Regions from separate parts of the Mus musculus genome. Here all the other regions are linked to region 1. A link is a loop called in an ENCODE intact Hi-C map of the cell type or tissue named here. Cell type or tissue: left cerebral cortex. All regions are shown on one strand. Each heading gives the region's core, and the rest is flanking DNA. Links, peaks and the distances in the headings are about the cores only. Region 1 has its middle 110 kb from the start of Tpbg. Region 2 has its middle 260 kb from the start of Ube2cbp. Region 3 overlaps Ube2cbp (ubiquitin-conjugating enzyme E2C binding protein).

Region 1 (11,166 bases), core at 2,038-7,037:
CTATGCTGGAATCTTGACTGGCTTGGTTTGGTGGATGTTTTTAGCTGGTAAGCACATATTCACATTCAACCTTACCAGGAAAGAAATGACCTCATGTGGCCACGAAGCAAGCAAGTGGTTCTGCATCACATCCCAGGAGCTGAAGAAGCTGAGATTGTCAGTGTAGCTTTGGACTCACATAGGCTTCTGGAACTCGTCTGAATGTCCTGTTCAGGTATCAGCGGTGGCAGATGGTGAAGTCTGTTTTGTCAAGGCTCTTAGGAGCTTGTGGGACTACACAATTTTCTGAAGAAAAAGCCTGCCACATCTGTTCATCTTACTTGTTAAAACATGTTCAACTTTTGTTGGCTCTGAACAGGATAGCATTCTTGAATGTGTCTGAGGACAAAACAATTGGTCACCATTCCCCCCCCCCCCCCCGTTTTTTAACAAGCATTGTTTCAGATAATCTAGGAAATACTTAAAGTTCAATATAAAAAAAATTAAATGACATAACCCAGCAACAAATAGGATCGTTTCCATGCCAGCAACTCTGTACTTATTAGTGTGATGTGCTTATGACTTGAACAGGACAGGACTCGACATTATAATCTAGTAGTTCTCAGATAAATGGGCCAGCACATGTCTTTCCCCATGTAGTGGTTGCTTCTAGTGTCTGTCAATGGTGTTGAAAGATTAAAAGGTGAATAAAAATCACTCTGCAATTACTAACCACATTGTACATGTCCAACTCAACATTTGGTTCCAAGAATGAGAGAGACACAAGTCTGTATTAACATCTGCACACACAAAATGTATGAAAATACTATAGGAAAATGCTCTGCATGATGCAACAATCTTACTACGGTAATAAGCTAAAATGTTATTATCTAGTAAAGACAAGGAGAAATGAGCATTAGCATTCTAAAGTAGTCATAGTTTTTATGTTTTTTTTTTTTTTTGGTTTTGTTTTTGGATATTTTACTTACATTTCAAATGTCATCCCCTTTTCTGGTTTCTCCTCTGGAAATCCCCTATTCCATTACCACCTATCTACTCTTACCTCCTCGCCCTGGCATTTCTCTTCACTGGGGCATTGAGCCTTCACAGGACCAAGGGCCTCTCCTCCCATTGATGTCCGACAAGGCCATCCTCTGCTACATATGCGGTAGGAGCCATGGATCCCTCCATGTCTACTCTTTGTTTTTTAATGCTTAAAAATGGAGGAGCTGGAGAGATGGCTTGGTGGTGAAGAGCATTTACGGCTTTAGCAGCATATTGGGGTTCAGGTACCAGCATCCACATGGTAGTTCACCACCACCTGTAACTTCAGTCCCAGGGGTTCAGAAGAGGTTCTGGCCTCCAGAGTCTCCTGCGTGCATGTGGTACACAGATACTCATGCAAGCATGTGCACACACATATATACAAAGATGGTCTTTTAGAAAGCTTAGTGGACAATGCCTCAAAGCATTTGCAGAAGATAGTCAAGGGTAAGGCACCTGGCTACACTCTTCGCAGACGATCTGCCTTTCCTTCAAATGTCTCCACTCTCATAGCAGTGAAAAGAGCTCAGTCAGTGAAGTACTTGCTCTGGAAACATGAGACCTCAAACTCAATCCTCAGTAGGCCACATAAAAGTCCAGGGAAATGAAAACAAAAATATCCTTCAGGTTCACTGGGTATCCAAGCTATCAAATCGTCATGCTCAAGCTGGTGAGACATCCTAGCCCTCAAACAAGGTGTATGGCTTACAGGGAAGAACATCAAGGTTGACTTGGTCTTTCCATGCATGCTCATACACAGGCAGGCACAACCCTACTTCCTCCCCATGAACATACATAGGCACATTTGTACATACTCATGCAAAAATATTTATCCTTCAGGGTATCAAAGTATTTTCACTCTACAATTGTTTGTAACTTTATTTTGTAAATTACAACCATGAATATCATTGCTCTAGTTAAATAAACTTTAACAATCATCTTGGTCCTTTATACTTTGTGTCTTTATATTAAACAGTATACTAAATCTTGTTTATAGTTACTTGTGAAGTAAAGAATTTCTTCACAAAAGACACATTGTTATCATTTGATGTCAATATCATAATAGATCATGCAGGTTCCACAAGATAATTATTTCACTAATTTTATATGTAATTGTCAACTGCTTTCAGTCCTGATAACAAAATGCCTAAAGCCAGGTGATTTGTAAGGAACAAAGGTTCTGTTTGGTTCAGGGTTTTGGAGGCTGGGAAGTCAAAGATCATGGAGCTGGTACTTGCCAGGCCTCATGTTGCTTCATCTCATAATGGGAAGCTGAGAGTCCTTCGTGTGCATAGAAAAGAGAGGAGAAGAGGGATCCAAGGCACTGCTGCCCTCAGAATCCTCTCATATAATAAAGTCCTTGGCTATGAAGGTGATCACATACAAACCATTCGTGGCCACAGCAATAACCACTGTGAAATCATGATGGCTCAAAGGACAAAAAAGACAAAGATAAGATAATACTTGATGAGAAGAAAAACACAGCCCTTAAGTTATTAAAGTAGACTCCTCATTCATTGGACAACAAACCTTTCATAGGCAATATAGTCTATATTCATACACACACACGCGCGCGCAAACACACACATACATATATCTGCATTGCACAGTTTTACTGACCAAAATCAAATGTATGATAATTAAATCTGATATTTTGAAAACCACATTTCAATCATGGTATCTTCAAGGAGAAGAGGCAGAAACTGTTACATGGTATCTAAGAAATGAGGAACTAAATTCTTAAAATATTAAAATTGACGGATTGGAGGACAGGCCTAGAGTTGTTTAGAGTGAGTGTTTACAGAATGAAAGGGGGGAGGGGACATGGTTAGTAACTTGCGAGGACCTTCCAGCTCAGACCAGGACTGGTTTAGGTCATGAAGAAGTCTAATTCCTCTCACTTCTACCAAACATGAATACCAAAGTGTGCTCAGTTGATAAAAACTGGTCAGAAATGCTAAGAACAGCCAACTAACTTCCTAAGTGGCAATTAGTCTGTGTGGGATTTGCATACATGATGGGAGGTTAGGTAGGCATTTGCAGCCTTCCTTTGGGGGCTCTGGGTCTCAGACTATGTTAGGGAGCCTATGACCCAGAGAACTGTCATTTGGGCAGTGTGGAAGGAGAAAGGACTTCTATTGCAGCAAAATACAATAGCCATCGTGCCTCAGAAGCAGATAGGAAATTCAGCACATTTAGTTTCTGCTTTCTACGTAGGTCATTTCTCCTAAAAATATGTTTCTTCTTTGATATGAGCCCTTTTATAGAAACAAGAAACAAAATTTTATCACAAACCATTTATGAACCCTGAAAACCTTTCCCCGGAACAAAGGTATTTAAATAATTTCACTGATTGTTTCTTGTGGCCTCTTTTTCTTATAATAATCAGTGGTGATTTCTGATCCCAACTATTAAAGTGGCAATACACTTTAATACATAACATGGTTGGGATCCAAGTTGATTTCACAGACAAGGATCAGAATGTTGACGTGAAGCTATTGTGAGCATCAGAAAACCTTTCTTCTTAGTACTTCACGAGCTAAGCCATCAGTGCTTTCTGTGGCAAAGACAGATGTTATAAAATCTGTATGAAATTCGAATTCTTGGATTCTAGACTGACAATCTGACCTTTCTTTATGCATTAAGCTTCAAATCCTCATAAGAGGGTTTTTTTTTTTTTTAAGTTGTATGATCTTGGTTTTTCTTTCTTAAAATTGAGAGAAACAATCCATGGCAATCAAACATGGTTAGAGGATTCACCAGGTCCTGGAGCTGGAGCAACAATTGTGGTTGGTTCTTTTCTAATCCTAACACAGGCTATTTCTAAAGCAGCCCAGTCCTTTTCATAACAACATCCAGAGTTCCAAGCTTGAAACCCAAACCCTTATTAGTAGCCAGCTATTTCAAACCTGCCTTGTTCCTAAAAGTTGCAGTATGTGTGTGGCTGTGGATGAGCCCACCCAAGGACACTTCAACCCTAGAAATGTCCTTAAGCATGGCCACCATAGTGTTGGCTTGAGTTTGGAAAGTCTCAGGGGTAGGAGTCAACTGGAACTAGAGAAAGGGAGAATAGCACCTCTGTCTCGATTCTAGACACAGCTTTTGTCCCGAGAGATCTTTTTATACAGGCCATATGTAAACCCCAATGTCGGTCACCCTTAGGCCTCATTCTTCTTTGGGATGGTAAATGGTCTATGTCAACTTGTCTGGAATTGAGTGTCCAGATCTTGTTAAACCACCACACTTTGGTAAGCAGACTACCCTCTCTACTGTGATGGGGCCTCTCCCCATCAGTAAACAGCCTCAATAGAAAAGAAAAGAAAAGAAAAGAAAAGAAAAGAAAAGAAAAGAAAAGAAAACAAAACAAAACAAAACAAAACAAAACAAAACCATCTTTAAAGTAGTCCCAGACCCAGCCTGCCTCTGAGCCAGAACAACTGCACTAGCCTGGGCCTCCAGGATGCCGGGACACCCACAGATGTCGGACTTGCCAAACACTCAAACTGTGAACCAAAATCTTAAAATAAGTCTCTCTCCGACTCCCACCCTTGTTTCCGTCTGTGCCACTCCCATCTGTTTCCATGGAGAACCTAGCTAATAGACTCACTTACTCACACAATCTCATCACGATGTAGAGTTGATCTCAGTCTGAGGCAGCGGAGTTCAGCCACAGCAGCCTGCGCCCTAATGAAGGCGTCAGACTCTTCAAAGTCTTTGCTTTGAAAACTACGGGTTAGTTCAAGAATGTTCCAAACTAGCGAGAAACTCCTGCCAGCTGTAATTCAATACTTAAACAATGGAAAGCTGGAAGGTGGAGCTAGCCTTGGGAGCCAGGCTGAAAGCTAGTTCTAAGCATCTCTGAGCCCATTGTGCAATGCTGGCAGCAGGCGAAAGTGGGTACTGCAGTTAGTCAACCATGTTCCTGTTGATAGCTGTGGATCATTCCTTCCTGTTTGCTGGACTATTCAATACACGAGTCCCTTCTAGTTGTGGGGTCTGCTACATCTGTTTTGTTTGTACATCATTCCTTTGTTCTCCACACTCACGTGACCCACACGCGTCTGCCTTAGTATATGGGTTGAGTGAATCTTCCTTAGTCCCTAAGTTTCATTGGTAGTCTTCACCTGGAGGAGATCTCCCAATTCAGCAGGCTTAGGTACATTTCCTGGTCTGGTCCAAGACTACAGGTGCCACTCCTCTGTGCTATTCATTAGCAGTGCAGACAGGGCAAGCCAGCAGAATATAGGCAAACACTTCTCACCTTTTCAGCTAATTTCTCACAAATGTTTTCTACAGCTCAGCTTGCCTTCCTACAAGATGTGATAAGAAACATGTTTGCTTGTTTGTTTTTTTACACTTCACAGTACACATAAATAAACACATCTGTCAGTGTTAAAATATTTGTTGGGTGACCATTTGAAGAGACTAAAAAAGACTTTAAAGAGAGTATCATACACCTAGGGACAAAACTTGCAATAGAATCTGAAAAAGTGAATTAAAAGGAGATAAGGGAGGTGTATATGGAAGGGTTTTTTTTTGGGGGGGGGGAATGTAACTAAAGTATAATCTCAATTTTTTAAACAAAAATCTGAATTCAGATATAAAATGGATATTTCTGCTTCTAGAGTTTAAAAGTGTGTGCTTATGTGGTGTGTCCAGTATGTATGATACACATAGGTAAAATTAGGCAACCTTGGTAACTAACATACCACATACGCTCATGAAATATGTTACCTGTGATTCTTTCATCCAAACTAGTATGGTTGGTCTTTACTGGATGACTTCCAGGATATTGATACTTTAAAAGCTTTATTTCATTAACAATTATCAATATGGAAGATGTTCAATCTCTTGGTTCATCTTCCTAACCAAAAGGTTAATCCTGGCTGATACCTCTTGGGTGATAAATAATGAAGTTTCACTTTATATTACACCATAAAATAGAGTTCAGATTATTTCAACAGGTCAAAGTTTGTTGTAAGTATGGAAAGGAAAGAAATATCTAACAAAGCTCTGAGAATTTCTAAATACATATTTCTAAGTTAAAGTAGAAAACCATCCCAATTGAATTAGAAAAAAATGTTTAATATTTAATGTGTCAGTTTTTAAAAGTCAACCAAATCTTAAAAATAAGCAACAAACTAGAACAATATCATTTTTTTTTACTGACTACTACAGAAAATTACTGGCTTTTACAAATAAATATTTCACAGAATATGCAACATGAACTTCAGTTCGCGTTACAGACTAACCTGGGTGGTAGTAATTACTGGCTCTTGACTTTGGGCTCCTGAAATTGTGGCTCCCGAGTCAGTAACTTTTGTCTTGTTTGTTCTCTATTGTGCTACCAGTTCAGAGAACAATTTCTGTTATATATTATTCATATAGATCAAGAAATATTTTAGGTGAATTAACAGACTAACAAAAATCTAAGATAAAATAATAGCTACACAATTAATTTTGAACCAACATGAAAAAGTACTTAATCTCTTTATCTCAAGTAAATTAATAGTAGCACACAAACTACCTCCCCCCCCCCCCCTTCCTCATGGGATTCCTGCAGTACCCATTAGATGTGCTAACCCACCACAGTGAAATGACTACTTCACACATTGCCACTGGCAGTTTGGATCTGTGTAAGCCTTTTGAAAAAGTAGAACATGAAAAAGAATCAAGACCAGGGAGGCTGGAGAGATGCTCCAGTGGCTAAAAGCAGTTGTTGGTCTTGCAGACAGCTCACATTTGTTTGCTAGCACTTGTGTTGGGTAGATCATAATCACTTAGATCTCCAGTTCCGGGATATCTGACCCCCTCTTCTGGACTCTGGGGGCACTGCATATGTGATAGTGCACATACATTCATGTAGGCAAAACAGTCATACATATAAATGAAAATAAAATAAACTTTAAAATATGATCCTGAAAAAGTCCTATCCTATGGAATTCTAACTTTTATGACATGTATAATAAAAAATAGTCCTGAACATGAAAATTATTTATCCTTTAAGTTATGAGGTATCACATTATTTATGTAGAATAAAGCAAGAACTATCTAAATTCAGAAATGTAAACTATAGATGAAATGTTTCAAAATCATTAATAACTATATTTTAAAAATTATAATCATATAACATTGGGGGAAAGAATATACATTTTTATAAATGTATACATTTTCATATAGAAATCCTATACATATTGGTAGTTATACTTTTGTGGTGATTACTATCTTCAGAGTAGCTTTATAAGAAAAGACTCGGAGGCTGGGGAAATGGCTCAGTAAATGAAGTATTTTTCATACAAATGTGGTAACTGGAGTTTAGTCCCCTGTACCTACAGATATGCTAAGATACAGACAGGTGATCGACAGAGCAAGCTGAACAGCTGAACTTGCTAAGTTGGTGGCTTCCGGATTCAGTGAGAGCTGCGGCTGTTTTATAAGATGAAGTGAAATTGAGGAAGATACATCAACCATGAGCCTCTATATGCACACATACACGAGCTCCACATATGAACACGTATATACAGACCAAAAAGGGAAATACTGAAGTTATTATAAGTTATTTCATTTGAGGTTATATTAACTGTTTCTAACTTAGGCTCACTTCTTAACATTACAGATTTTTCTATAATGAAAATGTACTCATTTAAAAATGGAAATATACTATTATTTTTAGCATCTACTATTCACAAAATGTATGGCTAGGTCTACTTATAGAACACATCTAGCTGCCCAACAAGCTTATAGTTTCTTAGGAAATCATTTCGTTCTTGTTGTTGCTGCTGCTGTTAATTAATACAAGTTTTAGCTTTATATCTTATTGCTGTGACAGAATACCCCAATAAAAGCAATTTGCTGAGTAAGCGGTTTACTCTGGCTTATAGTTTGAGGGGACCATTCCACCATGACAGGGAAGGCTTGTTGGCAGAACCCAAAGGCCAGCAGATACAGAAAGCAGAGCTAGAACAGGAAGTGAGGTCAACCTCAAAGCCCTCAATGTCTGCCCAAAGTAACCTACTTCCTCCAGTGTCATCTCCTAAAAGTTCTACAACCCTCCCAGAGCCACCATGCAGGGAGCAAGCGTTCATATATATGAACTTAAGGGGAACATGTCACAATCAAACTGCAACAACATACACAATCTCTTAAGTTTTGTACCAATATGTATAAGCCTATCTAAAAAAATCATGGAAGACATTAATACTGGTTTAGAAGGATTTTAATTTTTTTCCTAAAACTATTACATTTTTATGAAGTTTTTATAACTTCTGAACATCATATATTGTTTCATTTTACATTGTTTTATTTCACGTATAAAAATGTCCCCTCCCGAAAGGTAAGCTGTGAAGGGATTGTTGTCACTGCTGTTTATTTTTAACTACAAGTCACCAAATTGAAACTTTTCATAAAATCTGGAAGTGAATTCTCAATATTCCAGGTTTGGCTTCAAAGATTCCCATATTATATTTTGTTCTTGTTGCTTGCTTGTTTTTAATATATAAGTGTTTGCCTATATATCTGTCTGTCTGTATATATGTATGTGTAGGCTTATACTTTTCAAAACCTACTTTTAATAAGGGTATTTAAATGCTTTAACCTATCTTCTAGCCAACCACCCACTAGAGGTAGTGGAAAGGAAAGGTTAATAGGCAAAGAGGATGTGAACCTGTTTAGAGATAGTTCTTTGGAATCTGTCAGAATATCAACAGTCCAGCTCGCGTGAATCGCAGCAGCTTGATCCGCTTGCAAACACCATTCACAAATCAACAATGGCAGTTAGATCCAGAAAAAACCCACAAGGCTCTGCCAATCCACTTGAGTCTGTGGAAGTGCCAAGATGCAGCTGGAACATGATCAGAAGTTCTTTGGTGGCATTTCTCTCTATGAAGTCATGACAAATGATGACCAGCAAAGAGTGGCAAGGTGAACCAATACCACAAAGTTCCGTCCACTGTCTGTTGGGTAATATTTGTACCCTTTCCAAACATCAAGTGTCTATTCTAGCAAATCGTCACATACCTCTTTTGCCATGTGTCTCCTCCAGCAAAAACATCCTCCCATAAGACAGTTTCCGGGAAAAGATCACATGACACAACCGAGTCTATAAAGAAACCAGAAATTTCCACTTCATTCATGTAGTATGTAGGTACGTGTGTATGTCTGTTTACCACATGTATGCCTGATTCCTGTAGAGGCGTCAAGAAGGTGTCATATCCTCTGCTACTGGAGTTATGCATGGTCATGAGTCACTATCTGGGTGCTAGGAATCAGATCTAGGTCCACTACAAGAGCAACAAATACCTTGACCTTTGAGCCATCTCTCTACCCCGCCCCCCCAATATTATATTTTGAAAAAATTTAAACACAATTTTCTTTTTTGTAGATTCATTTCATTTTTACAGGAAAAACACAAACCCAGATTATCCATTCAACTGTCTTCAGAGTTGATAGTAATGAAAGTGATGGCAGCCTTAGTTATATGTTACACTGGTCCACTTGAGCTATAATTTAGTGAATACAATCGGGATACTAGAAAGACAAGGAGAATAACCTCAATTTCAAATGACACAACCATCTTTTGTGACTTTTTGTTTTACATGTCATTCTCAATAGTTCAGCACATTTTCAAACTGTGCAACTCTTGTCTGGCTTTGCTCTTCCTCGCTCCCATCCTTGGAGAGCTGGGATTACAGGTGTGTAATTCCATCATGTAGTCACTTCACACCAGCCTATAACATTTTTAAAATTATTTTTACTTTGATGTAATATGTTTTGAGCAAGTCCACCCCTAATCCCTTCCATACACCCTTTTTCTAAGTTCATACGTGTACAGTGATCCTGTCATGCCCCCAAATACTGTTTTCTTGATGATGTCCACTATCCCTGAATCTTATACAACTCTTCCACTCACTCCCTTCTCCAATGCTTGGAAGAAGGGACTATGACATAGATGTCCCACTTAAAAAACTGAACACTCCACAACCTCTTAATTTCTGCATGTTGAGCCATCTTTGGTCTCTGCATGTCATTTATTTCTATAAGGGTTGAAATTTTCCCATAATCTATGAGTGTGAAAATAAGAAGAATTTAAAAGTCAGCTTATTGTATATACATTTAGCAAAATATTAGTAGGTTCTCCTCTACAACGTAGGCCACCATGAATTGTGTCCAAGTTAATGGTACCCAGCATGAGTTGTATCATACGCAGTGGGTCTTAAGTCCAATTGGAAAGTGATTTGGTTGTTCCTCCATCCTTCATGCTATGATGGCACCATTGCACATTTGCTATAACTCACTGGGTTCACATCTGGGTAAGACTTTCGTTTATGTTATCTTTTATGGTAATGTTGCATGTATTTATAAAAATCATGCTACTGCCTCTGCCCAAGAGATGCTGTCCACACCCTGGCCCTTCCCACTTCCCTTTTGTCCTACCTGGCTTAACTCCAGGATTGATCGAAACCAGCCCTAACCCTTTTGAATCCTTTTGAACTCTTCCTAATCCTTTTGAATCTGTGGATTAAAAACACACACTCACCTTGACACTGTCCATCTTGCTGTTTGTGGCACAATTGCTGCGTGCAGATACCTCCCACATGCAAATGTGTGCCCTCACCAATTTATAATCTTTGTCTCTCCTTCCACCCTAAACTTAGTGGCTTGTTCCAATTAGCCCCCACCACACATCCTTGATCACCTGCCTGCAGTGGAGGCTGCAGGCCCTAGCTGCACTGAGGCCTTACATGATTGGAGTGTCCTCTTTTCCCCAAAACATGGCAGAAAAGGCCTTTCTCTCTTTCCCTGTGTCTCCTTTTCCTCTTGGGACCAGGAAGTCCCACCTATACCTTCTTTCCAGCATTTGGCCCCTGGCCTTCCTTATAGACAAGTCCAAGAACCAATTGGGGGACAAGATCTTGGCAACAGAACCTTCCCTTACATAGTAATATGCATAGACCCTTCCTGAACTACTAACCACTAGAGATGAAGCTTCCAGGTTTGGTACTGGCTTGATTTCTCCATTGTTTATGACTCTAGTATGTGATATGTTTAAGCAGTAGGGTTTTACTATCAAGTGCTGGATAGTAACCAAGACCAATGGTAATAGCCAACAGTATCTACCACAGTGGCTAACAATTTTAAAAGAGG
Region 2 (11,166 bases), core at 2,816-7,815, 260 kb after region 1:
AGAGCGACTATCAAAACTCACGCAAATACTTATGCACAGGCTTATTAACCCGGCAGCCCTTGCTGTGGGCCCTTGATACATGAGCATGACCAACACCTAGATGGCCTATACCAAAGACCCACTTGCGTTTGAGTGGAGGACATGGCAACAGACGAGCACTACCCTGCAATCCTCTTTTTCTTCCTTCTGTCTGTCTGTCTGTCTGTCTGTCTGTCTGTCTTCTCCAGTTCTCTCCCCTACTTCCCACCATCCTCATCCTCTTTCTTTTCTTAAAAGACAATGCTCTACCGGCACTAACACTTTCTGGTTTTCAAAGCCATTGTATGGATCCTTGCCACACATCCGCCTGGGAGCCCAAGTAGTGGATGTGTATTTACATCCCATTAGCAAGAACCAGAGCAAGGTGTTGGATCCAGGACTTCAACTCCCTGAACACTTTTTACCACACTCCCCCAGCCCATTACTCTTTTTAATCTGTCCACACAACCCAAGAAACGTGTTCCTTAGCAACAGAGAACAATTCTACTATAAGATTCACTTTCTTTCTGGCTCTCCTCACTAAAAGCTGACATCATTCTCCTCATTCGACAGTGGCTAGCTCACAGCTTTAAACACATAAATTACACATAATATTTATTTTATCCATAAATATTACTTAAATATATACAAACTATCAGTTGTATAAATCTGTATATATTTATTCAATAGTGTAAAATTATTTAAGAAAATCATGGTGTGCGATGGTACACACATTTAATCCCAGCACTTGGGGGGCAGAGGCAGGCAGATTTCTGAGTTCGATTCCAGCCTGGTCTACAAAGTGAGATCCAGGACAGCCAGGGCTACACAGAGAAACCCTGTCTCAAAAAAAAACAAGAAAGAAAGAAAGAAAGAAAGAAAGAAAGAAAGAAAGAAAGAAAGAAAGAAAGGGAGAGAGAGAGAGAGAGAGAGAGAGAGAGAGAGAGAGAGGGAGGGAGGGAGGGAGGGAGGGAGGGAGGGAGGAAGGGAGGAAGGGAGGAAGGGAGGAAGGGAGGAAGGGAGGAAGGGAGGAAGGGAGGAAGGGAGGAAGGGAGGAAGGGAGGAAAGGAGGAAAGAAGGAAAGAAGGAAAGAAGGAAAGAAGGAAAGAAAGGGAAAGAGAAAAGAAAGAAAAGCACTGATAGGTTAGGAATGGAAAAACCTGCAGTGACTTTCAGGGGGACATTCCAGAGGCCATTCCCCTTCATGGGAGAAGAGAGAAAGCAAGTGCTGTCTGCATGTGACTCCAGCTTTGCCAAATTCATGGCTGCTGATTCAGTGTTTTTGCTTCTTTAAAGAAATAGTTGCAGTAGCTCCTATATTTAACAAGCCAGCCAGCTTGTGCTTAATGCTTTATAAATACAAAATAAGGATACATTTTTTAGACAACAACAAAAAAGCCCACACAGTAATACTAAACAGTGCTGAGAAAGCACCATGATTTGGAACAATATGTTTGATGTATAAGGGGTTTTCTGCGTTTTGTTTGGATAGCTGTTACCTTAGAACTTAATCAAGTGGACCCTCCTCTCTTTTAGAACCCCCATGAGTTCTTAAAGTAGGGTGTTCTATATCCTGACTTATCTTGTTGTCACCCTGAGAATGCAATGTCACCTGCACAGGATCACTGGGCCACTTCACCCAGAGTAATATTTTCTCCCTATAATAATATGGCTTTAATTACAAATAGTGTTATGGTATAGAAGATTATAATGTACAAGCTCTCAGAGTCTTGAGTCTGCTACCTAAATCACATCATAATAAAACCATATAGCAGCTGTATTTGCATCCTGGCTCTACAACTTACAAACTATGTATTATACATATAACATTCATTCCCATAGGCTTGTTTACTAGTTATAAACTGGAGATAATCATATACGGTATATTATATATAATTATATATATATATATATCAAAGTGTTATAAGGACTGGATAGTATGGCATGCATAAAGGTTCAAGGCATATACTGGATATGGTGATGCAAGTCTTTAATTCCATCCAGAACTTGGGAGGCAGAGGCTGGAAAATATCTGTGAGTTCAAGACCATCCTGTTCTACACAGAGAGTACCAGGACAGCCAGGGAACACATAGTGAGACCCTGTATATCTTGCCCCACAAAAGGCTCAGCCCATAGCCTAGAGCAGTGGCTCTCAACCTATGAACTGAGACCCCTTTGGGGGATGCATATCAGATATCCTGCATATCAAATATTTATAATATGATTCATGATAATAGCAAAGCTACAATTATAAAAAATAACAACAAAATAATTTTATGGTTGGGGTCACCACAACATGAGGAACTGTATTAAAGGGTTGCAAAATTAGGAAGGATGAAAACCACTAGTCTATTCACATTATTAGAGTTCTGTAACGGTAGCTTAATCTGAAAAATTTTAGATGTTTTAAAAGTATGAGTATATGTGAGCATTTGCACAAATGCAATGCCTTGAGGAGGCCAAAGAGTGTGTAGGCCAAATACTCATTCTACCTGAAGCTAAACATGTTCAGTCCTTGAAGGTAAGTACACACAGCTTATGGTCCCTTGTTGCCCATCCCAAATCCTCAGAGCCACAGTCTGGAAAGATGTGAGCTTCCTAACATCAAAGTGATCCCTCCTCTAGAAGATCTCATTCCTGAAAGTTAAGAATCACAGATGTTTGGAAAGTATCAGCATACAACAACACAACAACGGTGTCTTAGTTAGGGTTTCTTGGCTGTGATAAAACACCATGACCAAAATCAACTTGGGAAGGTAAGGATTAATTTCACTTCACAGCTTTCAAATTCATCATGAAGGAAAGCCAGGGCAGGAACCTGGAGGCAGGAACTAGAGCAGAGGCTATGGAGGAGTACTGCTTACTGACTTGCTCTTCATGGCTTGCTCAGCCTGTTTTCTTATAGTACTCAGGACCACCAGCCCAGAGATGTCACTGCCCACAATGAGCTGGATCCTCCCATATCAGTTATTAACCAAGAAAATGTCCTACAGGTTTGCCCACGGGCTGATCTGGTGGGGACATTTTGTCAATTAAGGATTTCTTTTCCAAAATGACTTTAGCCTGTGTCAAATTAATATAAAACTAGCTAGCATGGACAGGGTTGTTTTGTTTTGTTTTTTAGAGAGCAGTCGTTGCTAAGGGGAAGTTTTATATTAAAGCAGAGCTTCTATAAGAACAGTGAAGATTGTGAATAGGCAGTGATGGGGGTGCATGGGCTGAGAACGGTCTCAGGCAGCTTCCTCTCTCCCTCATGATGCACCTTCTTTACAAGCCACACACAGTTCCCAGAAATCCCCTAGGGTGGTTGGAGAACTTCCTAGTGAAAGGGTCGCATAAGCCTTTCCATTTCAGGACAGGACATCTGTTAATAATAACCTATTCTAGCCCCATGGCTGTCCAGCTGGCTCTTTCATCAACATTAGATACCAACAGAGACTTTGGTAATGGTAGACTTGTTTATAACTACTGAGAAGTCACAACCAAGCTGGTACCCACAAGCTTACCTCACTCGCATCCTTGGGATCTTGTTTTGGTAAATTACTAAAGCTCAAAGTGGAAACTGTTAGCCAGCCTGACAGTCTTTAGCTTTACTGCAAAGGGTATATGTGGAAATCTCACCAGGTGCCTCTGAACTGAAGCAAAGACAAAGAGGGCTACAAAACTCTGAAGGTCTAAATCCGTCTTGTGGTTAACACCTCATTTCAGACATCTTCCCACAGACTGTGCAGAGAGCTACAACTCATCGGATTCTAAATCGGGCAGAGCAGGCATAATGACATTGGAGTATCATAGACAAGGTCTTGCCCTGGTGTCAAGTTTACTTCGCTCTCCCAAGCGGAAGGAATAAAGAAAGTACTGTGCTTTAACTTGGGGGCTATATATACACCTTCGTAATTACAGATGTGAAACCATCTTCCTTTGTACGGAACTTCTGGCTAGAACCATAGTTTTAAGGCTCTAGATAATAGCCTTCCAGAAGCTATTTGTATTTCTCTTCAGAGTGACTGTCAGTGGCATCTTTGCTTGCAGAAATGTACTCTACAAAGTTAGATAAGACTAGTGCATTTCTGAAAGCAAAAGGACTTTCAGTCCGGTTGGAAGGAGACAAAATGGTCATGTCAAGCATTTCCCACAGCACCACACATAACAAGGAAAACATCATAACCATGAAGTGGAAACAACTACACAGAACTTTGCAACTGCAGCTCTTCTATAAAATAATAGTAGTGTTATTCTCATTCATAAGTTAATTTCCAGGAGAAATGTATTTTGTGTATGACTATGTGCGTGTGTGTGTGTGTGTGTGTGTGTGTGTGTGTGTTCATGGAAGGATGCATGTATGCATGTGAAAGTGGGTAGACATGCACATGTGTGTTTTAGCCAGAAGTCAGCTTCAAGTGTAATTTCTCAAGAGACATTGTTTTGGGGGTGTTGCTGTAGCTTTTTATTTATTTATTTGGGAGCAAGAGTTGCATGTGTGCTATATAGCTGATGTGTGGAGATTAGAAGACAACACTATGGAGTCACTTCTCTCCTTCCATAAACACATGGATACTTGGGGTCAAACCCAAATCATGAGGTTCTTGTGGCAAGCACTTTTACCCATTAAAATGTATTGGCACAACTGTACACCTTGTTTTTTGAAACCGAGTCTCTCCCTGGGACCTAGGGTTTTCTGATTAGCATAAGCTAGCTTTCCAATTAGCCTAAGCTATATGGCCACCAAGTCCTAGGGATCCACTTGTCTCTGCTTTTCCAATACTGAGATTACAAGCTTTTTACATAGTGTTGGGGGTTGGACTTTGGTCCTCAGGTTTGTACAGCCAACATTTTCCTGACCGAGCCATCTCCCCAGCATGCAAGCCTTATTTTCAAAGGCAAGTGTTAATTCTGTCCAAGCTGTACTCTTCCCTACGTAGGCTATATTCTCCACTGGCACAGCTTGCTTCAATCTCTTGCAAATGGTCCCTTGCAAATCAATGAGTGGTTTCTAATCTAATAAAGTCATGTCAGCCTAAGTTTGATTTACTCTGATCATCTGTGCCCTTTACATCCGAACGCTCAAACTGGAGAGATTTATTTAATCCTAGACTCTGTGTTTGCTCTTGGAGAGATGCAAGAAAAAAAAAATCCTGAAAGGATCATGTTTTGCTAGTCGTGAACCAGAGAGAAACAGAATGTGTGGGTCTAGGAGACACTGAGAAAGCTAACTTAAAAACAGAGCCTGCTGCTCAGCCTTCTGGTTGAAGACTGGAAAGTGCCAATGTTCTGGTCTGAATGGGTGGCTGAGTTTCACAGATATCCATGCTGTTGTGGGATTAGTCACAAAATGGGAAAACTGTAAACCACTGAAATACAAGCAAATTAAAACAATTAAAAAAATAGTGTAATTTAATGCAGCACACAGACAAAATACTGTTTCCCTGCCAATGGTCATAGATTATATTTTGACTGTAGTTGAACCATTTAGGGATCTTTTTAATTAAAATATAACTATATCCCTTTTCCCTTCCCCATCCTTTCTTCCATACCCTACCAGTCCCCTCACCACCAACTTCCTCTCAAATTGATCGCCACTTTTTTTAAGGCATGAAAGATACAAGATTAAATACCAAGTATTTGTATCAACTACTCTTGCTCCTTTTCTGTGACTGACTAGTGTGGTGGGAAAGTCATTAGGTTGTTTTAAATAAAACTACTACACTCCCCATAAGGAAAAAAATTTGCTGGGGAGTGATGGTGCACACTTTAAATCTCAGCACTCAGGAGACAGAGGCAGGTAAATATGAATTCAAGGACAGTCAGGTCTACAAAGTGAGTTCCAGGACAGCCGAGGATACACAAAGAAACCCTGTCTCTAAAAACAACCACAACAACAAATCAGTAGAAAGTCCACAGGAACAAAGACCAGATGGGCAACTACAAAGAAAAGGAAACAGAATTTCAAAACCATATTTCCCAATGCAACTCCAAGATCTAGGTCAACTAATATAAAAAACAGAGATGAGACCTGGAACATTCATCAAAGTAATTAATATGAAACTGAGTGCTGAACAGCTGAGCCAAGTTGGTCCCTTGCAATTTCCAGAGTTATAATGACTGACTTTAAAACTGACAAAAGTCCCAAATGTTTCGTGGAGAAAGACAACCTGATTCTGACTGAAGAAATAGGAATTAGACTCTGATAGCGGATCCTTTAAGGTGCATCTATTTCCTCTGGATTGAAGCCTTCCCCCTGGAGGAAGCAGAGGAGGCTTGTATGACTCCAGAAGCTAAGGAAACTTACAAGACTCAGGAAGCTTGGGAAACTGACAGGACTCAAGCACTCAGGAAGTTGCAGGATTTACAAGGCCCCACCCCCCACATAACTTAATCTGAGGTGAAGGTGGGTAGATGCTGGGAAGAGAAGCCTTCTGTGAAATTGCCTGACACCTTTGTGGGGAGCTTTTAGTTTCATGATCTGTTGATCTGTGTCCCATGGTGGTTTTCTGTAATGGTCTCCATTTGCTGTACAGACAAGCTTCCTTCATGAGGGGTGATAGCTTATCTATGGGGTATAAAGATAAGATCTAGAATGCAGTAAAGCATTATATTAGTCTAGTAAGTTGACAGATTCTTCTTCAAAGGTTCATACCTTCACTAACCCTAGGAAGCTGGTTAGGTTTCTAGTAGCAGGCATGATTTCCCTCCTGTTAAGTAGACCTTAAGTCCAATTGGACAACTATTGGTTGCCACAGACATTTGGTTGCCATTACTACAAAGATGATCTTTTAGCATAACTTGCCGTACTGGAAATGTGATGGTTTATAGATGTCGCAGCTGAGAAGACTGTTCAATTGCTTCCTTCCCTTGGCAGTTGTCACTGCATGTTCTGGAGCCATGAAATTAGACCACTGGAAAGAGGCTTTCAGGTCAGATTCTGTTCAAGTCATTCAACTCATATGACTTGAACAGAATCAGCAATAGGAACCCACCCTCAGGCCCTAAGAGGCAACCCCTGGCTACATTGTTATTACTTGCTTTGAGAGTCACTTGGACTACCATAACCAGTCATTTAAAAGGTTTCTCGTACCTGCGTGCCTGTTACTTGAGTCGTTGTTTGTTTATAGTGGTTTTTGAGAGCATTGACAACCCAAGTGTCTTAACTCCTTTAAAGTATAAGTGTATATGCACATCTGTGTGTGCGTGCATGTGTTTGTTTGTGTGTGTGTGTGTGTGTGTGTGTGTGTGTGTGTGTGTGTGGTGTGTGTGTGTGTGTGTGTATGTGTGTGTGTGTGTATGGTCAATTGTTGGCATTAATTACTTGGTCAGTGGAGTCCTATTCAGGAAGTCCTCTCCAAAACCTATACCATGTAGGTTACTGCCTGTATTTTTTTCCTATCAATTTTAGTGTTTCAAGGCTCTGATTCACTTGGATCTAATTTTTTTCTCTATGTGGGCATCCTGTTTGCCCAGCAATATTTGCTGAAGATACTGCCTTTTCTTCAGTGTATGTCTTTTGCTTCTTTGTCAAATATTGGGTGACTGTAAATATAAGTACTCATGTTTGGGTCTCCCACTTTATTCCATTGGTTTACTATTTTTATGCCAACATCATACTGTTTTTATTAATATAGCTCTATAATATATTTTTAAGTCTCAAATAACACTCCCTCCAGGATTCTTTTTGCTCAGGATTGCTTCTGGCATTTCATCTAAGATATGACATATAATGCTATGAATAATGCCACATACATAACTGCTATAGTCATCCAGAACTAAAAGTCCAGATAATCACAACATAGGAAATTGCTAGGGAGAAGACATGTGTGGAGGTGTGCATGCAGCTCACGTGTCTGGAGGTCAAGGGATGACTTGTGGAAATTGGCTATCTCCTTTCACTATGTGGATTCCAGGACTCACACCATTAGGCTTGATGGCAAGCCTTTACCTACAAAACAATCTCACTGTCCAAGAATATCTTTTTAAAAAATTTCTTGGCTCGACTAAGTGACAAATACCTTTAAATCCAGCACTGAAGAAGCAGAGGCAGGTGGGTTTCTTTGAGTTTAAGGCCAGTATGGTCTACGTAGGCAGCTTGAAGCTATTAGGACTAAAATGACACCATGTCTCAAATTTTTAACTGTCATTTTGAGTAAATAAGCATATTTCATATTTGCAGTCTTAACCATAAAATGACAGTTACCCAAAATGACAGTTAAATTTATACATTGTTTGAATGGAGGAACAAAATTTTGCTTAGAGAAGTGATAAAGATCAGTAGGTAATGCCTAACATACTAATGGGAGGGAGGGAGGAACGGAGGCAGGGAGGGAGGGAGGGAGGGAGGGAGGGAGGGAGGGAGGGAGGGAGGAGAGGAAGGGAGGGAGGGATAGCAAAGTGTTTAATAAGCCTTGCAGAGCTGTTTGACTTTTTCAAAAGAACTCAGCAACCACAACTTGATGGAACTCATGCTAACTGTGCTAAAAATACATTTCCAAAGACTCACATCTATCTACTGTGAAGCAGGAACACCAGGCACGGTGCATCAACAGCTCTGCACACCAGAACACAGAGTTCCAGCACTCTAGCCAAGGAATTGGAACCCTCATCTCAGAGTTGCATACCTGCTAAACAATCAACGTAAGAATTGAGATATTTTTAACTATGTATGGATTCAGAAAGTTTCCATGTGTTCATCTCATGTGAAAATTACTTCCCTGAAATGTTTTCAGAAAAGCAGTAACGGAATGTGAAGAGGGATATGACGTGAATTAGAAGGAACCATGGCAACCAAGCATCGCCTACAAGGAGAACAGAAATCTGAAGCTGCAATTCCTCCCAGCACTTAAATTTCAAGCAGTATTAAAGTCCTTTGTTTCAGAAAAAAAATCTGATTTTGGCAATAAAAAAAAATACTTAATATTATAAATGTTTTTATTTGGCTTCAAAACTATAGACTCCATCTGCAGATATACACAGAAATACTGAATCATAATTCAAGATCATATTGTTACTAATTATTAACTTTGATCATAAAAATATGTTTGTGTGTGGTATATGCAATCATGTGCACGGGCATGTGGACCAGAGGAAGATGCTAGGGGCCAGCTCCATCACTGCCTGCCTCACTCTTCTGAGACAGGGTCTCTCACTGAACCTGGAGCCAGGCTGGCAGCCAGTAACCTCCAGCACTGTGCTTGGATTACAGCTGTGTGCATGGCCAGGACAAGCTTTTCATGTAGGTATTGCTGATTTGAACTCTGGTCTTCCTGCTTCCTGTGATGGCCAATCATGGTTGTCCACTTGACCTCATCTGGAATCAAATAAAACCCATGAGTTTTGCAACCAGAGAGTTTAAAGAAGGAAGACACATCCTATATCTGGACCATACCTTCCGACGAAAGCCTACATAAAGAGACTTGGAGGAAGGAAGCTTTGATTTTTTTTTCTTGCTTGCCCTCATTCTCTCTGGAAGTTCATCAGTCCTGCTGCTTAGACTGACCTTAAGTCCAACTTCTTCAACATTCTAGCCTAGACTGAAGACCAGCTGCTCTCCAAGAGTGCTACAGGACTCCAGCACTCAATTGAACTGAGATATCCAGCCTCGTGAACTGAATAGCTATTGGACTTTCTGCCTTTCCATCATGAGACAGCCATTGATGGGTTACATAGACCTCATCCAGTGAGCCAGTCTAGTATATGTGTGTGTGTGTGTGTGTGTGTGTGTGTGTGTGTGTGTGTGTGTGTGTATTATGTGTGTGTGAATATATATATATACTATCTGCCCTGTCCCTTAGAGAACCCTGCCTTATCAAGGGCTCTTGGCCACTGAGCCATCTCCCCACCCCCAAAACATTTTTGAAGCAGGAAATAGAGGGAATTGTGGTTGTGGCACAGAATGCAATAAGTTCTAAATTCTTTACCTTTAACATTAAGAATTCAAAGGGAATCATTCAGATTGTGCATAATAAATCAGGCACCGTAATATTTTATTTAGATTACAAAGGGAAGTGCAAAGAAAAAGAAAAGTGGTTAAAAGTGAGACTAATTTTTCCTTTGGAAAATGGAATCAGGAGTTCAGAGAAAAGACAGCTATTGTTTTTCATGACAGATCATTTTTCTTATGATTTGGATACTTTTACTGTCTCTAAATAAAACTTCATAGTACATCAAGATACATTATGTATCTGGCTCTACATTGAATATTGGCTACCCATTGGAAAATAACTTCTAAAGCAAAATAAACAGGCATCGGCACAAAAGTATATTAGGACTCTTGTACTGACTAGGACCTAAAAATAGGCCTCTGACTGGAGAATAACAGCATGTACTATGATCGGGTTTGCGCTAACTATTACATATATACAGATATAGGAATTGTGGTTCTATGTTACCATTTATATAGAAAGACCAATAGAATTGAGTGGTTACACGGCAAACTTGGAGTTGGTAGCAATGATGGAAGAGACAGGTTTTTATTCCATATTTGTTTGACAAGTCTTCATTTTAATTAGTGTACATTAATAATGCATCTTTGGTTTCACTGTATTTTTATATGCATATAGTTATTCTATTTACTTCCCTTTCTTTCTCGTGTTCTCTTCCCCTGAACTATGTCTTCTTCCCATACAATCACCTCTCTGTTTCCATGTTGCCTTTTTGTGGTAGGTTTTGGTGATCCATTAAATTTTGTTAGCATTTCTTAGCAGAATCTGAGGGATTATTTACAGGAACATAGACTCGCTACCAGATTTACAGCACTAAAGAAGATGTCTCTTTGTTCATTTGTGACCATTAATTGTTTATAGACTCTCTGGGAGGGGATGAGCCTTGTGAGTACTTCCCCCAAGCTACCACTATCTCCTCGTTAGTCCTCAGGGAGGAGCAGGGCTACATGAACCCTTCTTGTGTTGGAATTACAAGTACTGTGAGATCAAGATGGCAATGGTGATGTGAACAGTGCTCCACCTCACTCCAACCCTTGCTCTAGCCATCACCTCCTTTTGATGCCATCTTCTGTAATGTCTTCTGAGTTTTGGAAGGGGTGCTATAGATGTCCCGTTTATGAATGATCATGCCACAGTCCCTCATTCCCAACACTTTGAGATCTATAGGAATCCCTTGCCACCAGTCCAGGTCGTCTAGCATCTTCTCATTTCAAT
Region 3 (11,166 bases), core at 3,448-8,447, 470 kb after region 1:
CAAACAACATATGACCAGTACAGAGCACCTTAAAAACTTCAGTATCCCACTCTGATTGGAGGGACAGAGTCTAATGAAAGACACAGGAGAAAACAGCTGTAGAGGACCTCAAATGTTATTTCAAGGACATAAAGACTTGAGGTGGGCAAAGAGGAGAGTATTGACATGTTTTTTTCAGGGAGGGATTGCAGACGTAGCCTGGATTAGAGCTGGCAGGCTTAAGGGATGCAAATAAATACCATGTGTAGCATAATGAAGTACAAAAGTGTCATCATGAAGCCCATTATTTTACATCATCGATATATAAAAAAAATAAGTATATATACTAAGGGCCAACCAGAGAGCTCAGTGAGTAAGGCCCCTGCTGTCAAGCCTTACTATTGGAGTTCTACCTCTAAGACCCACATGGTGGAAGGAGAGAATCAACTCCCTCAAATCACGCTCCATCCTCTGAATGTGCATCATGATATATGTACAGCTACGGACATATATACATTTGAATTTATATCATTTATTTATTTATATATTTTATATATTCATACACACACACACACACACACACCGTCAGGGGCCAGCTCACCTTCTCCCCGTCATCAGGGTCAGCTCTATTGTGCTGCCCAGGTGAGGTACAGGTTCCTGCTCTTTCATGCATCAGATCCCCTGGAACTAGAGTTGTAGATGGTTGTGAGCCACGGTCTGGATGCTCGGAACTGACTTATTCCTCTGGAATAGTAGGCATTGAGCCATCCATCCCTCTAGCCCCTCCATTCACTTTAAAGAAAGACTTTCAGAGGTGTGAAAAGAGGCATGTACAAAGGTTTTTACTGCAGAACATTTAATATCCATAATGCAATGTGGAGAAATAAGTTGCTAAAGAATCTTACAGTGCATTTATCTAGAGAGATGGCTCGGTTGGTCAAGTGCCTGTTTCACAAGCCTGAGGACATGAGTTCAGAGCCCCAACAGCCTGAGCCACGTGAGGTATCACACATTTGCAATCCTAGAACTATAACTGGGGGAGTAGGGGAAAAACAGAAGGATACAGAGCCCTTGCTGGCCAGCCCTCAATTGGTAAGTTCTAAGTTCAATGAGAGACATTATCTCAAAAAAAGCAAGGTAGAAGGTACTTGGGGAAAACCTGACAGCATCTGCACACACACACACACACACACACACACACACACACACACACACACACAGAATATTGAGACTATCATGGCCCTCTTTATGTTAACAAAGAAACAGTAACAGAAAAAGAACTATACTTCTATACTTCTGGGCCATGCATTGGTACATAAGTACATTCAGCTGTCAGGAGAGCAAACAGCCTGTTTACTGTGGTTACTCATACAGAGGGAAAGCAGTGGAGACACAAGTGAGTCTGTTTCTACAACTTTGGCATTATTTCTCTAGAAGGTTGTGTGAGGAATTAGAGATGACTGTTTGGTTTATAGCTGAGGAGACAATATTTTTCCAACAGATCAGGATCTGGCTGGGGCTATGTAGAGAACTACAGAACATGTCCTTCAAACACAATGGTACACATAGAGGCTTTGCACCTGAAGCACCACTGTAGTCCCTAAAAGGGGCACTTGCTCCCAGAAGGAATATTACAACATCAACCAGGACTAATAAGAAGAATGCCAACAACAAACTGTCCACCTTACTGGGGCTTTATCAGAGCTGCCAGCACTTAGAGAGCTCTTGCAGTAGCAGGATGAAAACATAATCCCCAAATGCTATGGACAGTAGATGCCACAGCTCAGATATTCAACCCTAATGTCCAAGATGAATTGATCACTATCCAGGAATATTCTAGCTAGTTTTCATGACAAAGTCAAATCAAAATTGGGCAGGCCCAATGTATTCTTCACCCTTTTCTTTACAGCCATTACAACACATATGTGAAACTCATTTCTTTACCAAACAGGATTTCAAAACTCATGGAAAATGAAGACAGTTTAACTGGAAGCACACATTTGAGTGACTGCTAAAACTCCACTAAGGGACTGAAATTTAATATATTTCCAAAAGAGATCGCTTTCCATCAAAAATCAGTGGTATTTTCTAAAATAATAGTTAGGGAACTGAAGACATCTAATTAAAAGCTTTCTCCTAAGCCTCAGCTAAGTTTCAGTAAGTAATTAGGAGGAGCAATCCCTGTCAAATTCCGAACATTTGTTAGTAACACACTACCCTGGAATGAGATAATGAAACTTAAGCCTGTCTTGGTTAGGGTTTTACTGCTGTGAACAGACACCATGACCAAGGCAACTCTTATAAGGACAACATTTAATTGGGGCTGGCTTACAGGTTCAGAGGTTCAGTCCATTATCAAGGCAGGAACATGACAGCATTCAGGCAGGCATGGTGCAGGAAGAGCTGAGAGTTCTGTCTTCATCTGAAGGCTGCTAGCAGAATACTGACTTCCAGGCAGCTAGAAGTAGGATCTTAAAGCCCATGCCCACAGTAACATACCTACTCCAACAAGGCCACACCTCCAAATAGGAGATGGCCCAGGTGACTCCCTGGGCCAAACATATACAAACCATCACAAAGACCAATGAGCCCAATGCTCTGCTGTCTGCATTTGTCCTTGGTGGTGAACGATCAAACAGTAAAAGCACAATCTCACTTACACACAGCTCTTTCTTCCTTTCCCACAGCATACCTTTCATAAGAAAGTGAGAATCACTTCTCTTATATGCCATGGTCTTATTCCTGTTCTGTTCCTTAGTGATTTCAAATTATTCCTGGATCATGTAGGAATTCCAAATGAAATAAGCTGTAGTTTAGGCTATTATACACACACAGTCTAAGGAGGGAATTTCCTAATCACAAATGAAATATGTGATAAATGTCTTCAATAATAAGAAATTGCCTCCTGTACAAGAAAATTTGGGTAAAAATACACAAACAGCAGACAAATGTGTGGAAGTGATTTTAAGGAAGTTTTGTATTTTTCAATAGGTGCCAGACCACTTCATTGAACTGCTAGATTAATTTACCTCTGATGGTTTCTGTTCTAAGAATTAAAGAAACTGGATTTCCAAAATCAAACCCACAAAAAAACAAAATCTGTATTTGTTATCACTAAGTTCTGATCTGAAACATCAAATATGAACATTTAACCCAGAAGTTGCTGCTACCAGTGTAACACGTTAAGATACACAAATGTGCACTGGATAGAGGACAATACGTGGTACATTTGGGAAGCATAGAGTGCTAACATCAACCTTCTAAGACTAAAGGAACTTTTTTCAAATGAAATATACATTTATAGCCCATTTTCACATCTTCTAAATTCCATAGTGAGAGAAGATGTAGTGCAAGGAAGAAGTGCTCAGTTTGGAGCCCTAATCTTGGCTGTCAGTTACAAGCTGAACTTATTTCTCGTCCCCAGTTTCCTCCTATGTGAAATTATGAGGTAGGCGTTCACGCCCAATGCTTGAGTTTGCTCTGCTTTACAAGGTCAATGTCTCCTGGAATGTGGCAGCAATGTTCTTGTAGTTTCTACATGAGAGTGGAAATGGACACTTCCTGGAGATGGTTTGAAATAGCTCTCTTTAGGACCCCAGGCATCCACACCATCATATTCACACAGCATTCAAATCAGCTCACATAAATGGCTTACAGGGATATATAATTATTGAATAATAGGCCTTGGAGTATTCTGTTGGATATAAAATTGCCATAAATTAACACTGTTTGCTCTATTTTTCTTATCTGTCAAAAGAGTACATTCCTCTAAACTGAGCCCAAACCAACCAGCATATCTCCAAAGTATTTGAAGCAATGCTGCTGGTCTTCACCATCTCAGGGTACAAAATGAAAAAGAAACACAGTTGAGTGACTTTGCTCACAGGACACTCCCACATAGGTATCAACATGAAGGCAAAATAGATGAATAGGACATGCTTTGCCAAATTTAAACTTTTTGTACATCAAAAGACATAATTAACAGAGTAAATAGGCTGCTAAAGAATGGGAGAGAAATTAAAAGTCACAAACCCGAGAATAGATTAAGCCAGAACACACAGAGCACAGACAGCTTCAACTTAACCAAAATATCCAACAACCCAGTGAGGAACTAGAGCAGGGAGTTGAACACATGCTTTTCTGATGATGGCCTACAAGTGACCAGAGCATTTGACCTGATGCTCAGGGTTCCTATGCTGGCAAGGGTTTGTCAACTCAACACAAACTAGGAAGGTATTACATCAATTGCAAAAATGCCCCAACCAGATTGGCCTGTGGTCAAGTCTACATGGGGCATTTTATTGATTAATGATTGATGTGGGAGGGATCAGCTCACTGTGGGTGGTACCAACCTAGGTCTTGGATTGTGTAAGAAAGCAGGCTGAGCAAGCCTTGGGGAGCAGGCCAGCAAATGGTGTTCTTCCAAGGTCTCTGCTTCGGTACCTGCCTCCAGGTTCCTATCTTCAGCTTCCCTGGATGAGGGGTTGCTACTTGTAAGCTGAAATAAATCCCTGCTTCCCCAGGTTGCCTTTTGCTCATGGTTTTATCACAGGAGCAGCAGGGAGACTTGGGCAATCACTCTCCTCAGATAACGCTCATCGAAGTTGCCGTGAGCTCTCTCCTCATGTTCTTTAGGTTGGCTAGTATTACAGTGACTTCTCCTAAAGCCACACACCCCCACACAAATAAACACATAAAACAACTAAACCAAAAGGAGAGAAACAAGGAAAATCAACAGATAAGCAAATAAAAACAAGCCGCTAGGACTTCTCTGGGACACAATACAGAGGATGCTCAAAGGCAGAACAACCAAGGGGCCCTGCAGTCACACTTCCCGACATGTTACTGTAAAGATCATTTCCTTTACAGGAAAAGGAGAAGTATAATAACAACGAAAATTTGCTTATATTCTACCGTTTACTCGGCTTAACAAAGTTAGCCTGTGATATTACAAAGATTTTGGTTCATATCACAGTAGAATTGATTGTATATGCTGATTTCAAGAAAACTTCGGGCTATCACACACGAAAGGAGATGGTAGAAGTAGCCTGATTTTGAGAGACATTTCTAACAGGGTCTCATCTTTGGCATACTAATATATGGGACCAGATAATTCTTTGTTATAGGTGGTACTCCCCAATATTCCAGGGTGTCTAAGAGAACTCTCTAACAATTTAGTAGATGGCACACTCCTTCAAGTTGCAAAAACCAAGCCTGTTTCCAGACATTGTCAAATATCCACTGTGGGCAAAATTAACCCCAGACTAGTGAATATGAAGCTGTGGGTGGTTTGACAAAATGGTAGGATCAAACGACAGAGGTTCTGTCCGAAGTTAAATAGTACATAGGAGCTAAGCTCTGATACGCAAGCTAAAGAACGTAAATCATGAAAGACATTATTCTGCTAGTATAAAACATGGGCTAGTAGGAACAAAACTCAATAAAATAAATTAACAATCAAAAAAGTTGGTGCTCGCCCACCTATGTAAATGCTGGTTGGAGCAAGAAGGGAAGGCACAAAAAAAAAATTCTTCAAAATGGTGAGCGCAATGTTGCTAGAAAGAACGAAGATTCTAAAAATATTGCATGACAGTTTTTCCTTTCTTTTTATGAGTGCTCAAGGAAATAAAGCCATAGTTACATTTGCTGTTTTCCTCTTTTAGACTACCATCTGGCCAGCCACACTTTCACTAGAAAAAGGCAATGGTACTAAAATAGTTAATGTACCACCCCATGTGTCACGAATGTGCCAGAGAGTTTACAGTTTGCTCCGTTATGCCCTGCAAAGAAAGGCACTAATGTCCTCAAATGACAGAAAATAGATGACTCAGAGCCTTGGGGGAAACACGGTCAAAAAGGGGAAAGGCACAATAAAAAAAAATCATATCATACAAGAGATAAAGTAATGAATCAAAGTCACTTATTAGACATGAACTCTCCCCCAAGCATCTGAAAGCAGTTTTTTTCCTTTCTAACCAAACACAGCAAAACTCAAATAAAAATAGTCAGTGATTATTTATTTATTTATTTATTTATTTATTTATTTATGCTTCCCAAGCATTTAAGAATGAGTGACTTGGTTGATAAAGTCCCTCTGCACTTCAGGTCACCAGATTCAGAAAACACTGGGTATGATAGTGTGCATCTATAATCTCAGAGCTCCTACCGCAAGACAAGAGCAGGGTTAAGAAACTGCGAGGAGCTCAATGGCCAGCTGGTCTGGCATATACAATGGCAAGACAAGCAGAGACCCTGCCTCAAAGAAGGAGTAGTGTGGTGAGACTAGATACCCAAGGCTATCCTCTTTTACGCATGTGCCAATGGCATACTCTCACAGACACACACACACAAAGATTTAAAACAAAGAGTGAGTACAGTAACAGGAAAAGCTCTCTACATTCTTCTAAGGTCCACAATAAAGGCAGTATAAAGATGCTTCATATAAGGAATATAAAATTTATCTATGTAACTGACCCAGTCCTTAGTACTCAAAACTAATCAAAAGAAAACTGAGCTGGGTGTGGTAGTGCATGCTGTAAACTCAGCATTCAGGAGGAATAGGCGAGAACCTGAGTTCCAAGTCAGCCTTGGCTTTGAGAGACCCTGTCTAAGGCAAACAAACAAACAAACAAACAAACAAAACAAAACAAAACAAAACAAAACAAAACAAAACCATCAAACAGAAAAATGAAAAATAAACCAGCAGCTGGCCTATCCTTCTTCCTTTTCTCTCTCTGATCCACAGGCAGGCAGGCTATGTATAAAGACTGCTTTGAGCTCTTTCCCAAGCCAGGAAGGCAGAACAGAGAGGTAGGCCTGGCTACAAGAGGGCTCAATCTTAGACAGGGATTTTAATCAAACCTTCAAACATTTGGGAAGAGAAAAGCCATGAAAAGAGGTACCAAACTCACATTCTCTTCTCAAAGAAAGAAAGAGAGAGAGAGAGAGAGAGAGAGAGAGAGAGAGAGAGAGAGGAAGGAAGGGAGGGAGGGAGGGAGGGAGGGAGGAAGGAAGGAAGGAAGGAAGGAAGGAAGGAAGGAAGGAAGGAAGGAAGGAAGGAAGGAAGGAAGAAAGTAAAAGCTAACATTGAAAGCAAAAGTAAACTGAGAAAACAGGAAGCTTTAAGGAGGGTATCATATCCTTCGGAGGAGGCATGACATGACAAAATTTTATGTACAATTTCCCATTCCAATACACTAATATGCAATTCTAGACAACCAAGGAGATTATCCTAGTGCATTTTCAGGGTTGGTGAGAGAGCCCAGTGAATAAGTTGACTTGCTGCTAAGCCTGAGAGCCTGAATTCAATCGCCAGGACATATGGAGGAAGAGAACTGACTCCCAGAGGTTGCCTCTGATTTCCACTCATGCACTGTGGCATAAGGACGATCTATTGAGCCTTTAGTGTTTAGATGGTATCATGTGGGCAAAAATCTAAATGTCAGTCCTGATAAAATTATGGAAATGGGCAAGACAGAAAACTCTAGGTCAGAATATAATTTTGCAGTGCCATTCCACAAAAGAATTGGATTATCCATTGAAAACTGTTAACTGTGCAAACATATTGAGTCAACAACTGCACCTCTTTAAACCCTTCTTATTAAAAACAAAGTACACATAACCAGAAAACAACCCGCAATAGTGTAGAGTGCTACATAAATTATAACAACAAAAGCAAGAATGCAAATATCCACCCATGAGAAAAAAAAAAATGGTTTCATCATTTACCTTATCTTTTTCATACAATCCGATACCCTGACATGGAAGACCTTTCTATGAAAGGGTTTTATTCACGTTAAGTGTGAAAGACTTATTCATATCCTCCAAACCATGTCCACGCAAGATGAATACAAGCAGGGACTGAACATCAATACTGCTTTTACTCATGGAGAGGGAGATGTTTCATAGTTTATACATATTCAACTTTCAGTTCATTTGAATCTTATATCTTACTCATGGAGAGGGAGATAACTTTCATAGTTTATACATATCCAACTTTCAGTTCATTTGAATCTTATATCTTACTCATGGAGAGGGAGATAAGTTTCATAGTTTATACATATTCAACTTTCAGTTCATTTGAATCTTATATGATCTGTGCTGCTTGGACAATTAAAACATAGCACTGATTCTAAAAACTGTCTTATTTACTACCCAGAAAGAAAATAAAAAAAAAACCTGGGATCTTTCTGTTCCTAGCCCACATCTGATCAAGCTCATCAGGGAGAACAAGGATAAACCTCCAACTGTCCAGCTAGAATACTTGATGTCTCCTGCTTTGTGGACTGTCAATCCTCAGACTTAGGTTTCTGCTTCACTTTCTCCACATTTCCATTTACCGCCATCTTAACTGAAGAACCTTCTTGTTTTTCAGGACAGACCTACAACCTGCCATCTACCTCATTTACTCACTTCTCTCTCCTTTATCTGCTACATCCTGGAATTCTGATCGGAATAGCACCTACTCCGCAAAGCTGCTTTAGCCTTAAGTGAGCTAGAAGCTCAGGCATGCACAGAAATCATAAAAATCTTCTAATGTTTTATATGGTTTTGTTTTTGTCTGCTTCCTCATGTTACTGAGGCAGTTGCAAGGCATGGATTCATCACTCACTGCTGTATCCTGAGAGCCTGCAAAGAACTTCAGACAGAGCGACAGAGCTCACAGTTGTTGCAGCCTGACTTAGCACCACAGCCATATGTACTGACAGCTGAGATTGTAATAAAAAGGCGAATTATTTACAGGAAAAGCAAGTTCACTACATATTGGTGGGAATCACCCATAATAACTCGATCTACTTGCAAAGCATATTATTTAGCAATGTGACTCCTAACAGCATCAAGTAGCATTTAACTAACATTGAATTCCTGGTGCCCACATGGTGATCGCAGCTGAAATGCAACGTGGAACAGAAAACCAAAAGCACAACTTACTCTTTATTCCTGCTTTTGATACAGGGCTGGTAGAGGACTTTGATGGCATTCCAGGCAGAGCCAGAGCCAGCTTCCAAGGAACTTTCCAACAGCGGGAACTTCCTGCTACAACTGGAACTTCTCAGAGGTTCGATCACCAAACTGTCTGAGTTCAAAACCCAGAGCTAAAGGATGGGAAGAGAAGTTCACAGAGGAGAATATTGCTATTCCATCTATATTGTATACCATCACCTCAAAAACAAACAAATAAACAAACAAACAAAAAACACAGGAAGCAACAGGAAAACATAGGTAGATAATGTATAAGCAAGGTACACTTTTAAATTTTACTCTTATTTTACTTTATGTAGTATTTGGGAGAGTAACGATATAATTTTTTTTAAATGATTAGGAAAAAGGCATCTATATAAATGGCAATGCTATAATTAATCTGAAATATTTGGAGCTCCCAGACATCAGTGAGGGGTCAAACAATGTAAGCAAAGACAGGCAAAGAGCAGAAAGAGAACAATAAAAATGTCCACGTGACTAATGTGGAGGAAGGTACATTGATGGGTTTCTAGGACACTCAACAGACAGAGCAAGGCGCTAACAGTAGTAGAACTTCCAGAGCAAGGCAAGGCAAAGCCTGTCGTTCAGGGTCAAGTCTCTGCAGAAGGGAGAACTGTAAGCCACAGGCATTCAACAGTTAGCAGCTGGGAGTGGGTGAACCGGCCTGATCAATGGACTGTGTGGGCCACAAGAATGTCCACCAGAAGAGACAAGTGAGTACAACTTTTATGTAGGGGGTAGATATCTGAACTTAAAATATACATATTCTAATACCATATTAAGCTATAAAGTCCTCTTCTAAAGAAGTAAAAAATTCATGTGCAGTGATTATTTTCTTGTAGCACTGCCTTTAGTAGCCACACAGTAGCATTGTAATCATTAAAGAATAGAATCCAACCTACATTTATACCAACAAGAAACAATCCTCACTGTTACTAAAACTCTTACTGAAACGCTAACCATGTAAGACTTGCTAACCATGTAAGACTTGCTAACCATGTAAGACTGTTTCATTTTTTCCACTAATAAACACCTGTGAGAATTCTTAGAAATGGTTGTATATGGACAGAAAATACATGATCTACGTATATCTATATAAGACTGTTACAATGATGGCCTTTGGAAAACATGACAGAATGAGGCTTGAGAAGTGGACAGGATAGGGGGAAAGCACTTTAGGTTCATCATATTGTCTAAACATATTTCAAAAATATATCCTACCAAAATAAGAAAAACAAAACGTTAATGTAAGAAAACTGAAAAATGATATTTCACCTAGAAAATCACCCAGGACAAGAAAACTAAGGCTAGGAACACGGTTCAAGCCATGAATTGTTTGATATGCAAGGCTGAGCACCCAAGTTTGATCCCCAGAGCCCATGTGAAAACCTGGGGCTGGCAGCATGTAGCTCTCAGGCAGAGACAGGTGGATTCCTGGGGCTCACTGGCAACTTCAATAGAATTAGCTGAGCTTCAGGCTTGGTGAGAGACTATCTCAAAAAAAAAAAAAAAAAAAAAAAGGAGGAGGAGGGGAGGAGCAGTTGAGGAAGATCTATACATCGACCCATGGTCTCCAACTACGTGTGTGCTCACACACACGTGCACACATAAAGGAAACAAACAAACAATAATTTCAAACTACAATACCACTATCCATTGGCTATTACTCTGTGAATATCCTAAAGACATTCTAATTCAACGCTGATCACCTAGTAAAGCACTCTGTATGGATTAACTAGTTGAAGAAAAGAGATGCAGAAGAAGGTATGGTCCAGGCTGTTTGGGTTTCCAAGGAAAGCAAAATTTCCTTGTGCAGAGCATCATTCTAAACAGAGGTGGGATGACTCTGGAGCCTGCAGGACATGGAGAGTGTAGATGCACCAAAGCCAGCATCTTCTTCCAAACCTGCTACAATTTCTCAAATGCCAAGCTGTCAGAGGCAGTCTGAAGCAGGAGTTACATAACGTTTTAATGCAAGAAGTAACAAATACAAAGAGACATGAGAATGCTACAGAGATGTGACACCTTCAGAAGAGCCATTACCAAGAGCGAAAAATAAAAAACAAAAAACAACAAAAAACAACAAACAAACAAACAAAAACACCTCACATCATTTTTAGTATGAGCTTCTAAAGAACAAATATTGGGGTTTCTTTCTGACTGCACCCCTAAAGAACCTAGGATGCACGGGCACCCAGTTATATG

Evidence for each region. Hi-C counts contacts between places; a loop is a spot of excess contacts. Peaks named below come from ENCODE experiments on the same cell type or tissue, not always from the same donor. Only the 100,000 strongest peaks of a DNase experiment are listed, where the experiment ranks them.
Region 2: a loop joins it to region 1, with 2.4 times the contacts of the local background. A loop is called at or near these places in 2 of 42 quality-filtered maps.
Region 3: it touches region 1 in a loop (2.2-fold over the local background); 2 of 42 quality-filtered maps call a loop at or near these places.

The regions. Positions count from the first base shown.
Region 1 is chr9:85,944,103-85,955,268 of GRCm38, forward strand. No RefSeq gene overlaps it. Among named protein-coding and RNA genes, the nearest start is that of Tpbg, 110 kb to the left of the region's middle. In left cerebral cortex, for the core only: CTCF peaks have their summits at 4,903 and 6,780; a DNase peak (open chromatin) is centred at 4,562.
Region 2 is chr9:86,199,998-86,211,163 of GRCm38, forward strand. No RefSeq gene overlaps it. Among named protein-coding and RNA genes, the nearest start is that of Ube2cbp, 260 kb to the right of the region's middle. In left cerebral cortex, for the core only: no CTCF peak of the experiment used is centred there; DNase peaks (open chromatin) are centred at 3,705 and 5,214; H3K27ac peaks cover 23 bases.
Region 3 is chr9:86,413,931-86,425,096 of GRCm38, forward strand. It overlaps Ube2cbp (ubiquitin-conjugating enzyme E2C binding protein), which reads right to left. Exons shown (of 10, transcript NM_027394.2): 8 at 8,911-9,074. Among named protein-coding and RNA genes, the nearest start is that of Ube2cbp, 45 kb to the right of the region's middle. In left cerebral cortex, for the core only: no CTCF peak of the experiment used is centred there; DNase peaks (open chromatin) are centred at 3,452, 5,607 and 6,137.